2 separate regions of the Homo sapiens genome follow, and region 2 is linked to region 1. Evidence: read pairs that join two places in POLR2A ChIA-PET (ENCODE). Cell type or tissue: OCI-LY7. All regions are shown on one strand. Each heading gives the region's core, and the rest is flanking DNA. Links, peaks and the distances in the headings are about the cores only.

Region 1 (5,382 bases), core at 106-5,105:
TGGCGAAACCCCATCTCTATTAAAAATAGCCGGGGCCATGCCTGTAATCCCAGCTACTCAGGAGACTGAGGCAGGAGAATCACTTGAACTCGGGAGGCAGAGGTTGCAGTGAGCCGAGATTGCGCCACTGCACTCCAGCCTCCATCACAAAAAACAAACAAACAAACACAAAAAAGTGTCTGATAGAGATGCCCTGTCCAAAGATGAAAGGGAGGCCTGGGGACTGTATCGGAAGGAGTGTGAGACACAGGACAAATGCTCATTACTGCATCCTCATGCATCACAGAAGGATTTGGACTCTCCCATCCTGGGAGTCTCTGATTCCAGGTTCAGTTGGCTAAAGGTGTTTATCAAATTACCCTGTTTAATAACATGGGGCACATTTTAAAAAGAAGCACTTACATCCATCATATAGGCAAAAAGTAAAAAGATGGATAACACCTAATGCTGGGGAGGGTGTGGGACAAGGACATTTCCATTTACTGTACTATTATGAAAGCATCTGATAGAGGCTGGGAGCAGTGGCTCATACCTGTAATCCCAGCACTTTGGGAAGCCAAGGCGGGTGGATCACCTGAGGTCACGAGTTTTAGACCAGCCTGGCCGACATGGTGAAATCCCATCTCTACTAAAAATACAAAAAGTTAGCCAGGCATGGTGGCACACACCTGTAGTCCCAGCTACTTGGGAGGCTGAGGCGGGAGAATCGCTTGAGCCCAGGAGGTTGCAGTGAGCTGAGATCATGCCACTGCACTCCAGCCTGGGCGACAGAGCAAGACTCCATCTCAAAAACAAACACACAAACTCAAACAAAAATTTATATCTGCATACTTTCTGACCAGCTCACCTACTTACTAGAAATCTATGTACTATGCCTCAGTTTCCTCATTTCTAAAATGGGGATAACAGTGCCTACCCCAGTGAGCTGCTGTGAAGATTAAAGGAGGACACACCGCACCCACCCACACCCACAGGCACCAGAGCACCTGGTATTTAGGTGTTAACTCTTACCTTTGTTTGGTACATAGGGAAGATTTACCTGATGTTTTCCCAAAAGACCTGCAAGACACTAATTTATTCCTACCAAGTAAAACATGGCTCAGGAAAACGAAACTGGATCAGTGTCTCTCTAAAACAGCCCAAGAAGCAGGCCAAGGAGATGGACAAGGAAGATAAATCTTTGGCCCTGGTCACAGGCCGAATTAAGAAATCCGGCAAGGTGGGGCGCAGTGGCATAGGCCTGTAATCCTAGGACTTGGGGAGGCTGAGGCAGTCGGATTGCTTGAGTCTCGGAGTTCAAGACCAGCCTAGGCAACACAGTGAAACCCTGTCTTTATATATATATGTATGTGTGTGTGTGTGTGTGTGTGTATATGTGTGTATGTATATATACATAATACGTATATATGTATACGTATGTATATATATACATATATACACATACCTATATACACATATATACATATATACACATATATACATATATATACATATATACGTATATATATACACACACATAAAATATATATTATATATAATATATAACTATATATAGGCCAGGTGCGGTGGCTGATGCCTGTAATGCCAGCACTTTGGGAGGCCGAGGCGGGCAGATCACTTGAGGTCAGGAGTTCAAAACCAGCCTAGCCAAATGGTGAAACCCCGTCTCTACTAAAAATACAAAAAATTAGCGGGGCGTGGTTGGTGGTGCATGCTGAGGCAGGAGAATCGCTTGAACCTGGGAGGCGGAGCTTGCAGTGAGCCGGGATCACACCACTGCACTCCATCCAGTCTGGGCGACAGAGCGAGACTCCGTCTCAAAACAAAACCAACAACAACAACAACAACAAAAAGCTAAAATCTTACAAAAAGCGACCTGTTCCACTGTCCCTTGGGCCTGCGGTGATGGTGGGCCTGACTCCATTCGTCTTTAAACATCTCTATTCCCGGCCACATCTTTGGCCACCTATGCTCGAATAAAGTGTTGTCTTGGAGCCTGTTGTAAATTTAAGAATAAACTTTTGTTAAAAAAAAAAATACAGTGGCTCATCATCTCTTGAGTTGTTTTCACTCAGCCACTCCTACCTTAGCTGTGAACTTAAAGTAAAACAAGCCCCCAGAATCTTGCCAGAGTCAGCCCTTTGATCTTTGTTCTCCCCTGAACTCTATTACCTGGAATTAAAACAACGCATTTGAAAAAAAGAAAAACAAGCAAGTTTCTGAGCTCACCCTATACCCGCTGAACAGAATGACTGCGGTGGCGCCCCAGAACCTCTCACAGGCCTCTCAGCTGCTGCTAATGCCCGCCGAAGCCCCGACGCCCGGATAAGGCCAGGGCTGCCGGACCCGCTGCGGGCACTGGAGGACCCGGGGCTAGAGGGCGCCGCTCTCGCCCGGCTCGCGCCTCGGCTCCCGGAAAAGCAGCTCTGTCCGCCGTTCGGCTGCGCTCACCTCCTTTCCGCTTCCGGTGTCCCCTACAGTCATGGCTGCCGCCGTCGCTGCTGCCGGTGCAGGGGAACCCCAGTCCCCGGACGAATTGCTCCCGAAAGGCGACGCGGAGAAGCCTGAGGAGGAGCTGGAGGAGGACGACGATGAGGAGGTACTAGGGCCTCGCGGGGTGCAGAGCGGGAAGCGGGCCCGCTCGTGGGTGTGGGATCCGCGTGGTACGGGATCGGAGCGAAGCGGCTGCTTTGGGAGGCGGGGTTAGGGGCCCTGCTGGGCCCTGGGTGCCCTAGCTCCAGTGGGGCTCGGCGGCTCCCAGTGCCGCAGCGGGGCCAGGAATGGATGTCGCTTTTTCGGCTAAGACCCGCGTCTACTCCACCACAGCTAGATGAGACCCTGTCGGAGAGACTATGGGGCCTGACGGAGATGTTTCCGGAGAGGGTCCGGTCCGCGGCCGGAGCCACTTTTGATCTTTCCCTCTTTGTGGCTCAGAAAATGTACAGGTAAGGAACGAGGGCAAAGGCACTGGGTACGTGCATGGGATGGTCGTGGTGCTGTGAAAGAACACGGGGTTTGGAAGCAGCAGACCCGTGTTGGGTGACCTTGGGCTTGTACCCTATCCTTTCTTAGTTTCCTCTTCTGTAAAATGGGGATTCTTACCTGGCAGGGGAGTTGTGGGGGTTATTTCAGATTGTTGGAGATAATTAATGAATAAGGAGCTTTGTAAGAACTCAGGAGAATGTTAAACCGCCATCACTAGATGATACAGCTACCATAGCTGCTCCTCCTGTCTCTGGTAGGAGTATGGTGTAAGGAGCGGGTAGAATACGTTTATCAAAAACATTGGAGTATGTAATGTGAGAGGTTTGGTTACTGGGTAGTTCTTGCCTGTTTTGTTTGCATGTCTTCATGCTCACCCTCTGGGGATTTTCCTCTGCAGGTTTTCCAGGGCAGCCTTGTGGATTGGGACCACTTCCTTTATGATCCTGGTTCTTCCCGTTGTCTTTGAGACGGAGAAGTTGCAAATGGAGCAACAGCAGCAACTGCAGCAGCGGCAGGTGAGCCCAGACCTTGGGCTTTTTGCCAGTGGTGGAGACGCAAGTTATTTCACTAACACATTGGTCCCCAACCTTTTTGGCACCAGGGACTGGTTTCATGGAACACAGTTTTTACATGGATGGTGGGTTGGGGGTGGCCGGGGGTCGGGGGGGGGGTTCTGGATGATTCAAGTGCATTACATTTATTGTGCACTGAATTTCTATTATTACATTGTAATATATAATGAAATAATTCTATAACGTAGAATGAGTGGGAGCCCTGAGCTTGTTTTCCTGCAACTAGACAGTCCTGTCTGGGGGTGATGGGAGACAGTGACAGATCATCAGGCATTAGATTTTCATAAGGAGCTTGCAACCTAGATCCCTCGCATGCACTGTTCACAAGGGTTTGTGTTCCTATGAGAATCTAACACTGCTGCTGATCTGACAGGAGGTGGAGCTCAGGCAGTAATGTGAGCGATGGTGAACAGCAGTAAACACAGATGAAGCTTCTCTCACTTGCCTGCTGCTGATCTACTGCTGTGTGGCTCAGCTCCTAACAGGCCATGGGCCAGTGCCAGTCCACAGCCCAGGGGTTGAGGGCTCCTGTTGTAGCACCTGAGTTGACCAACAGTTAATGTGTGGGTGGGGATTGGGATCGGGCCCATGCTCTTTTAGTTGTCTGACTGTGCTTTCAGTATTATTTTTGTAGACGTTGGCCCCATCAGGTATGGTGAGAATAAGCTCTCTAGGCCTGTATGATGCCTTACACCCCTCCTTTTCTTTTCCAGATACTTCTAGGACCTAACACAGGGCTCTCAGGAGGAATGCCAGGGGCTCTACCCTCACTTCCTGGAAAGATCTAGATTGTTATTGCTGTTTGAGCTGTCTCAGTGGGATAAGTTTGAAATTCAAGTGTTTGAACTGCTGATAATTTGGATTTTTTTTTTTTTTTAACTTTGGCACATTGATCTATCTAAACCTGGTGGGGAGAATTATCCCCACATTGTCTCATGGAAAGACTCAACTTGCAACTGTGCCCTCCACACTATCCTTACTTCTGTCTCCACTCTGATACCAGAGTGCAGCCATGCAGATGGTTATTCCAGCTCTGGTCACCCGACTCCTTTCACCAAATTGCTCCTAACTGGAAGATCTCACTTTCCCCTTGTGGGGTAGGAACCGATGCCAGTGGGAGGGATGTGCCCCTGACCATTAACGACTGTTTTTTTTTTTTTTTTTTAAAGAATGGAGTTGTTGGGGCAGGACATGCACACAATGTGAAACAGACAAAATGCATTACACCTGTAGTGTAAAGTGGCCACTATGAATCCCTATGTATGAGAGGAGGGAGGCAGGCTGCAGCTTCAGCCACAGAATGGGGACTATGGAAGACAGCAGGAGCTCATTTCCTCTGCACATTTTGGCTGTTAGACCTGTGTGTGTGTTTAAAAAAAGAGAAGTCAGTGCTCACTTTTTGTATTTAAATATTAAAAATGATTCCAACTGAAAGTGTCATCCTAAGTACCTTGAAATGAGACCACGTCAGAGACATGTACTGCCCCTCACATTTTCTCACCTAAACCAGCAGCACCTCCATCTTAACAGCCATAGGCCCAAATTGTTTCCAAGTGAAAATTCATTTTTAGCCAAGTACTTCATAGCAATCTTTGCCCTGAATTTAGGCAGTCACTTTGAGATCCATCAGCCTAAAACAAAGGATTGGGTCTATGTACTTCTTTAGTCTATAATGACACTGTGTAATTATAAAGTATTTGTAGGGAATAACATAGTACTGATTTCTGGGGAATAGGGGAGGGGGACAGAATTTTTTTTTTTTTTTTTTTGCCTGAGATCAGGTCTCACTGGAGTACAGTGGTGTCGTTTGGGTTCACTGCAACCT
Region 2 (5,382 bases), core at 144-5,143, 190 kb before region 1:
TGTCAGGCTTCATGAATAGATGACTGTGCTCATTAAAAGAGCAAACTGCATGGATAGGCATTATTGAAATATTACACAACATTTGGAATACCAATTTAGAAATTTCCAGTTAACTATAAAACCAGAGGTTAATTGCCTTGGTGCTATACTCACCCATCTCTGCGCATCCTTCGAGTCAGATCATCACAGCGTCTCTTTGTCTCCACAAATATTATTGTTTTGTTTTCCTTTTCAGCCATTATTTCTTCCATTAGTTGGATCAACCTGAAAACATGACCAACAATGCAGTCATCACACAGAAAGTTATTATGTGGACGATTATGTCTGCAATATCAACTCCCAAGGCTACAGTACTTTCTTTGCACATTACGCTTTTAAAATTTTTAATAACTATTAGAGTACTGAGTCAGGTTCTGCTATGTGCTCAAGAAATACTAACTCATACCATCCTCACAGCAAGTCTCATGTAAGTGGTATTACTCCCATTTCACAGATGAAGAAACTGCAGCACCAAGACACAAAATTGTGCAAAATTATACAGCTTGTAATCAGCAGAGCTAAATTTCAAACTCAAGAATTCAGAATCCTTGCATTTAACCATAATGCTCTGACAAATGATATGATGATGGATTATCAGAAACCTAGCAATGCTTTTAATGTTCTCAGGCCTCAAAATATACTGGTTTCTACAGTACTAATTTTGGAGGGTTATTAGAAAAGGTTTATCAGCATTATCAAATCAGAGTAAAATATCTTTCATACTTGTGGTCTTTTTCACTTTCCATGCAGACATCCACTATCTGGAGGATGTTGTGGTTGGCACTCAACTCCAGATTGCCTACGTTGATCTGGGTGTAATCACGAAGGAAATCCTCTGCAAGCTGTCTTACTTCTTTTGGCCAGGTTGCACTCCACATCAGTGTCTGCCTATCAGGCTATCAAAAAAGGAAAGGCTTTCTTTCAGGCTAAGGAACTTGGACAAATGGCATAAAGACTGCTTATTATTAGCTTTACACACCCTGATTTGGTCAACAATTTTACGGATCTGGGGTTCAAACCCCATATCAAGCATTCTGTCAGCTTCGTCCAATACAAGGTAAGTACATCGGCGAAGATTTGTCTTTCCTGACTCCAGGAAATCTATCAGACGTCCAGGAGTGGCTATGCAGATCTCAACACCTGTAAAACAAAACCAATGATCGAGCCAATCGACTAGGTGCAGTGGCTCACAGCTGTGTTCTAGCACTTTGGGAAGAGGAGGCGGGAAGATCGCTTGAGGCCAGTTCACAACCAGCCTGGTCAACATAGCAAGACCCCGACTCTACAAAAATGCAGCAGCAGCAGCCCTGGTGGCTGTACTCAATGCTGCAGAGAAGCTATTTTTTTTTTTTTTTTTGAGATGGAGTCTTGCTCTGTCACCCAGACTGGAATGCAGTGGCACGATCTCGGCTCACTGCAAGCTCCGACTCCCAGGTTCACGCCATTCTCCTGCCTCAGCCTCCCCAGTAGCTGGGACTGCAGGCACCTGCCACCACGCCTGGCTAATTTTTCGTATTTTTAGTAGAGACGGGGTTTCACCATGTTAGCCAGGATGGTCCCAATCTCTGGACCTCGTGATCCGCCCACCTCGGCCTCCCAAAGTGCTGGGATTACAGGCATGAGCCACCGCACTGGCCCAGAGAAGCTAAATTTTAACAAAGTAACCGCAAAACCATGTCAGGACTTATGTACAATCACCAAATCCTCACAAAGTTTCCAGCCATGCTGAACCTTCTCTCTCAAAATAGCTGTTTTAGTCACATCTGAGAATTTCTAAGCTGCTGAAATTCTGAGTTTATCACAAGAACCCACTTTTTTTCTCCAATTTCCTCCACAGGAATTGGTAAAGTAAGATAAACTAACAATTCTTTTACACTATATATTATTACCTCTTTCCAAGTCTCGAATCTGGGGACCTTTAGGAGCACCTCCATAAATACAAGTACTCTTCAATCTAGAACATTTGCCATAGTCATCGGCCACCTGCTGTACTTGCTGGGCAAGCTCTCTGGTAGGAGCCAGAACTAGACACTGAAACCAACAAAAAGACACTTGAGACCTCATCCAAGGTTTAAAAAAAAAAAAAAAAAAAAGAAGAAACAAAATACAAAAAGCTAATTTAATTCTTTGCTGTCTAATCTAGCACATTAAAAGTGATGGGGTGAAGATCAGAAGTGGGGAATATTAGCACAATGGAATATAGAAAAAAATTATTAGAACTTCATGTTTAGCATTTGGAATGATACTGGTATCCTCGTCACTTTTACTATGACACATTATCAATCATTATAGTTTATATATACTGTTTAAGTGGAGATATAGATTGTATTACCTGGTTTTAAGTATACAACTCTCATTTACAGGTTGAGCATCCTAAACCCCCAAAACCAAAATGCTCCAGCAAGCATTTACTTTGAGGATCATATTGGTCCTCAAAATTTGGATTTGTTTTGTTTTCTGAGACAAAGTCTCACTCTATCGCCCAGGCTGGAGTGCAGTGGTGCAATGAAGGCTCACTGTAACCTCTGCTTCCTGGGTTCAAATGATTCTCCTGCGCCTCAGCCTCCTGAGTAGCTGGGACTAGAGGCAGGCACCACCATGCCCAGCTAATTATTGTATTTTTGTAGAGATGGGGGTTTCCCCATGTTGGCCAGGCTAGTCTCGAACTCCTGACTTCATGTGATCTGCCCACTTTGGCCTCCCAAAGTGCTGGGATTACAGGTGTGAGCCACCATGCCTGGCCTAAAATTTGGAATTTTGGATGGTCATCCTGACTTAAACTGGCAGAATGACACATTCCTGACCTCTAATTTAAGCACATCACCAGGTAGATAAGGCAAAAACAATGAAAATTTACATGTAATCTGACAAGACTGTGTACAATCTGGCCAAATAATACAAAAATCAAGGTATCATATACCATTCAAATTAAATTATGAAACTTGCTTTATATACTGATCCATTAGATATCAACTAATAATAATGCTGTCAGACATATACTATGTATTATAAGTACTGCATTATTTCTTTTTGTGAATATCTTGAGACATATTGTACATGTTCATAAATATATAGGACAAATGCAAGCTTATTTCTTAAAAAAGTTAAGTAGGCCGGGCGTGGTGGCTCACACCTGTAATCCCATTATTTTGGGAGGCCGAGGCAGATCACCTGAGGTCAGGAGTTCGAGACCAGTCTGGCCAACATGGTGAAACCCCGTCTCTACTAAAAATACAAAAATTAGCTGGGTGTGGCGGCGCATGCCTGTAATCCCAGCTGCTTGGGAAGCCGAGACAGGAGAATCGCTTGAAGCCAGGAGGTGGAGGTTGCAATGAGCCGAGATTGTGCCAATGTACTCCAGCGTGGGCAACCAAGAGCGAAACTCCATCTCAAAAAAAAAAAAAAAAAAAAAAAAAGTACACATTCAATGCCAGGCGCGGTGGCTCACACCTGTAATCCCAGCACCTTGGGGAGGCCGAGGCAGGCAGATCACCTGAGGTCAGGAGTTCCAGACCAGCCTGGCCAACATGGTGCAAACCTGTCTCTACTAAAAATACAAACATTAGCTGGGAGTGGTGGTGCACGCCTTTAATCCCAGCTACTCGGGAGGCTGAGGCAGGAGAATGGCTTGAACCTGGCAGGCGGAGGTTGCAGTGAGCTGAGATCTCGCTACTGCACTCCAGCCTGGGCAACAAGAGTGAGAATATATCTCCAAAAAAAAAAAAAAAAAAGAAAGAAGGCTGGACGCAGTGGCTCATGCCTGTAATCCCAGCAATTTGGGAGGGCAAGGTGGGCTGATCACCTCAGGTCAGGAGTTTGAGACCAGCCTGACCAACACGGAGCGAACCTCCATCTCAAAAAAACACAAAAAATCAAAACAAAAAAACAAAAAAAACCACACCAAAACCAGAAAACACTTGATTTACTGCACAGTAAATGCCCATACAGCATGCATGGTTTCTTTAAGAGTAAGACTTTGGTTCAAATGTAAGCTCAGCTATTCAATTGCTGAGTGATCTTGGGTAAGTCATTTAATTCCAAGTAAGATGAGAATGAAACCATTTCCACCTATGGAGGGTGTGGTTAAGAGTACAAATGGATAATGTAAAGCACCAAGCCTAAATAGTCGCTAAATTGTAGTTTTTCTTAGAATTACAAAGAAACTGAAACACACTTACGATTGGGCCATCTCCCCTTTCCAAGTATGGCTGGTGGTTAATATGAACAATTGCAGGCAGGAGATACTGTGGAGGGGGGAAAGAATGACAACCTTACGCTTAGAAGTACAATCTTACTTAGATACTTAGTAATTACTGAATTAATGCATAAATAGGAAAGTGAAAAACAGAACTTACCACTGCTATATACAGGAAGCAATACAAATTTGAACATAAAATGCTTCCATATATTTAATAACTAAAATAGTATCTAACTATCTGAATGGCACTTCTACGAAGAACTGAGAACGTATGACAACTAGAATAGCAAAATAAGTTACCACAATATCAAGGATCTTCTCTTGCTCATACATACCGCCAACGTCTTCCCAGAGCCAGTCTGAGCAATGCCCACCATATCCCGGCCACTAAGAGCCAACGGAAATCCCTGGCACTGAATTGGAGTTGGTTCTGTAAAGTGCTGATCCATCAACACATCCATTACATATTCTGTAAGAGAATTTTATTTTGCGTATTTTATTGTGTTTAAAGACACAAACCAAGAGTTTTTAAAAAAACTTTTAAGCTCACTGAAGATAAGATTTACCCAGCTTCATCTCTCCAAAGTGCTTTTTCTTTATCTACTAGATCTCCGACCAACTCACTGTTAGCTTCTAAGGGCCAGGCTAGGTGGCTCACGCCTGTAATCCCATCACTTTGGGAGGCTGAGGCCAGTGGAGGCCAGGAGTTCCAGACCAGCCTGGTCAACATGGTGAACCCTGTCTCTACTAAAAATACAAAAATTAGCCAGAGTGGTGGTGGGCCCTTGTAATTCCAGCTACTCGGGAGGGTGAAGCAGAATCGCATGAACCCAGGAGGCAGAGGAGGTAGTGAGCTGAGATCGCGCCACTGCACTTCAGCCTGGGTGACAACGTTGAGACTCCGTTTCCAAAAACAAACAAACAAAAGCTGCTACAATAGTCTACCTCTCCCAGAAATTTGAAAAACCATTACCCTAAAGCATCTAACAGGACATGGGAACATGGTAGTCATTTATTGTTTAGCAAATTCACATTATATCCAGCTAGAAAGCAATTTCATTCTGCTGTTTTCTAAAAGGCAGAGGGCAAAACCCTAGAAAAAGACAAAAACCTCAAAAAAACAAAACAAAAACAAAACCTCAGTC

What was found. ChIA-PET counts read pairs that join two places held together with the same protein. Peaks named below come from ENCODE experiments on the same cell type or tissue, not always from the same donor. Only the 100,000 strongest peaks of a DNase experiment are listed, where the experiment ranks them.
Region 2: POLR2A ChIA-PET joins it to region 1 with 25 read pairs; 7 of 35 experiments call an interaction of 5 or more read pairs at or near these places.

The regions. Positions count from the first base shown.
Region 1 is chr22:38,679,497-38,684,878 of GRCh38, forward strand. TOMM22 (translocase of outer mitochondrial membrane 22) reads left to right here and starts at 2,461. Exons shown (of 4, transcript NM_020243.5): 1 at 2,461-2,599; 2 at 2,827-2,945; 3 at 3,383-3,500; 4 at 4,271-5,382. The coding sequence starts at 2,483. The coding sequence ends at 4,345. TOMM22-DT (TOMM22 divergent transcript) reads right to left here and starts at 2,360. Exons shown (of 2, transcript XR_007068097.1): 1 at 2,230-2,360. RefSeq lists enhancers at 2,249-3,448, 2,495-2,564 and silencers at 2,295-2,364, 2,755-2,804. In OCI-LY7, for the core only: CTCF peaks have their summits at 2,352 and 2,563; a DNase peak (open chromatin) is centred at 2,425; H3K4me3 peaks cover 1,899 bases; H3K27ac peaks cover 756 bases.
Region 2 is chr22:38,493,868-38,499,249 of GRCh38, forward strand. It overlaps DDX17 (DEAD-box helicase 17), which reads right to left. Exons shown (of 13, transcript NM_006386.5): 4 at 4,573-4,706; 5 at 4,218-4,283; 6 at 1,929-2,070; 7 at 1,019-1,179; 8 at 763-935; 9 at 154-264. Among named protein-coding and RNA genes, the nearest start is that of DDX17, 9.8 kb to the right of the region's middle. In OCI-LY7, for the core only: no CTCF peak of the experiment used is centred there; no DNase peak of the experiment used is centred there.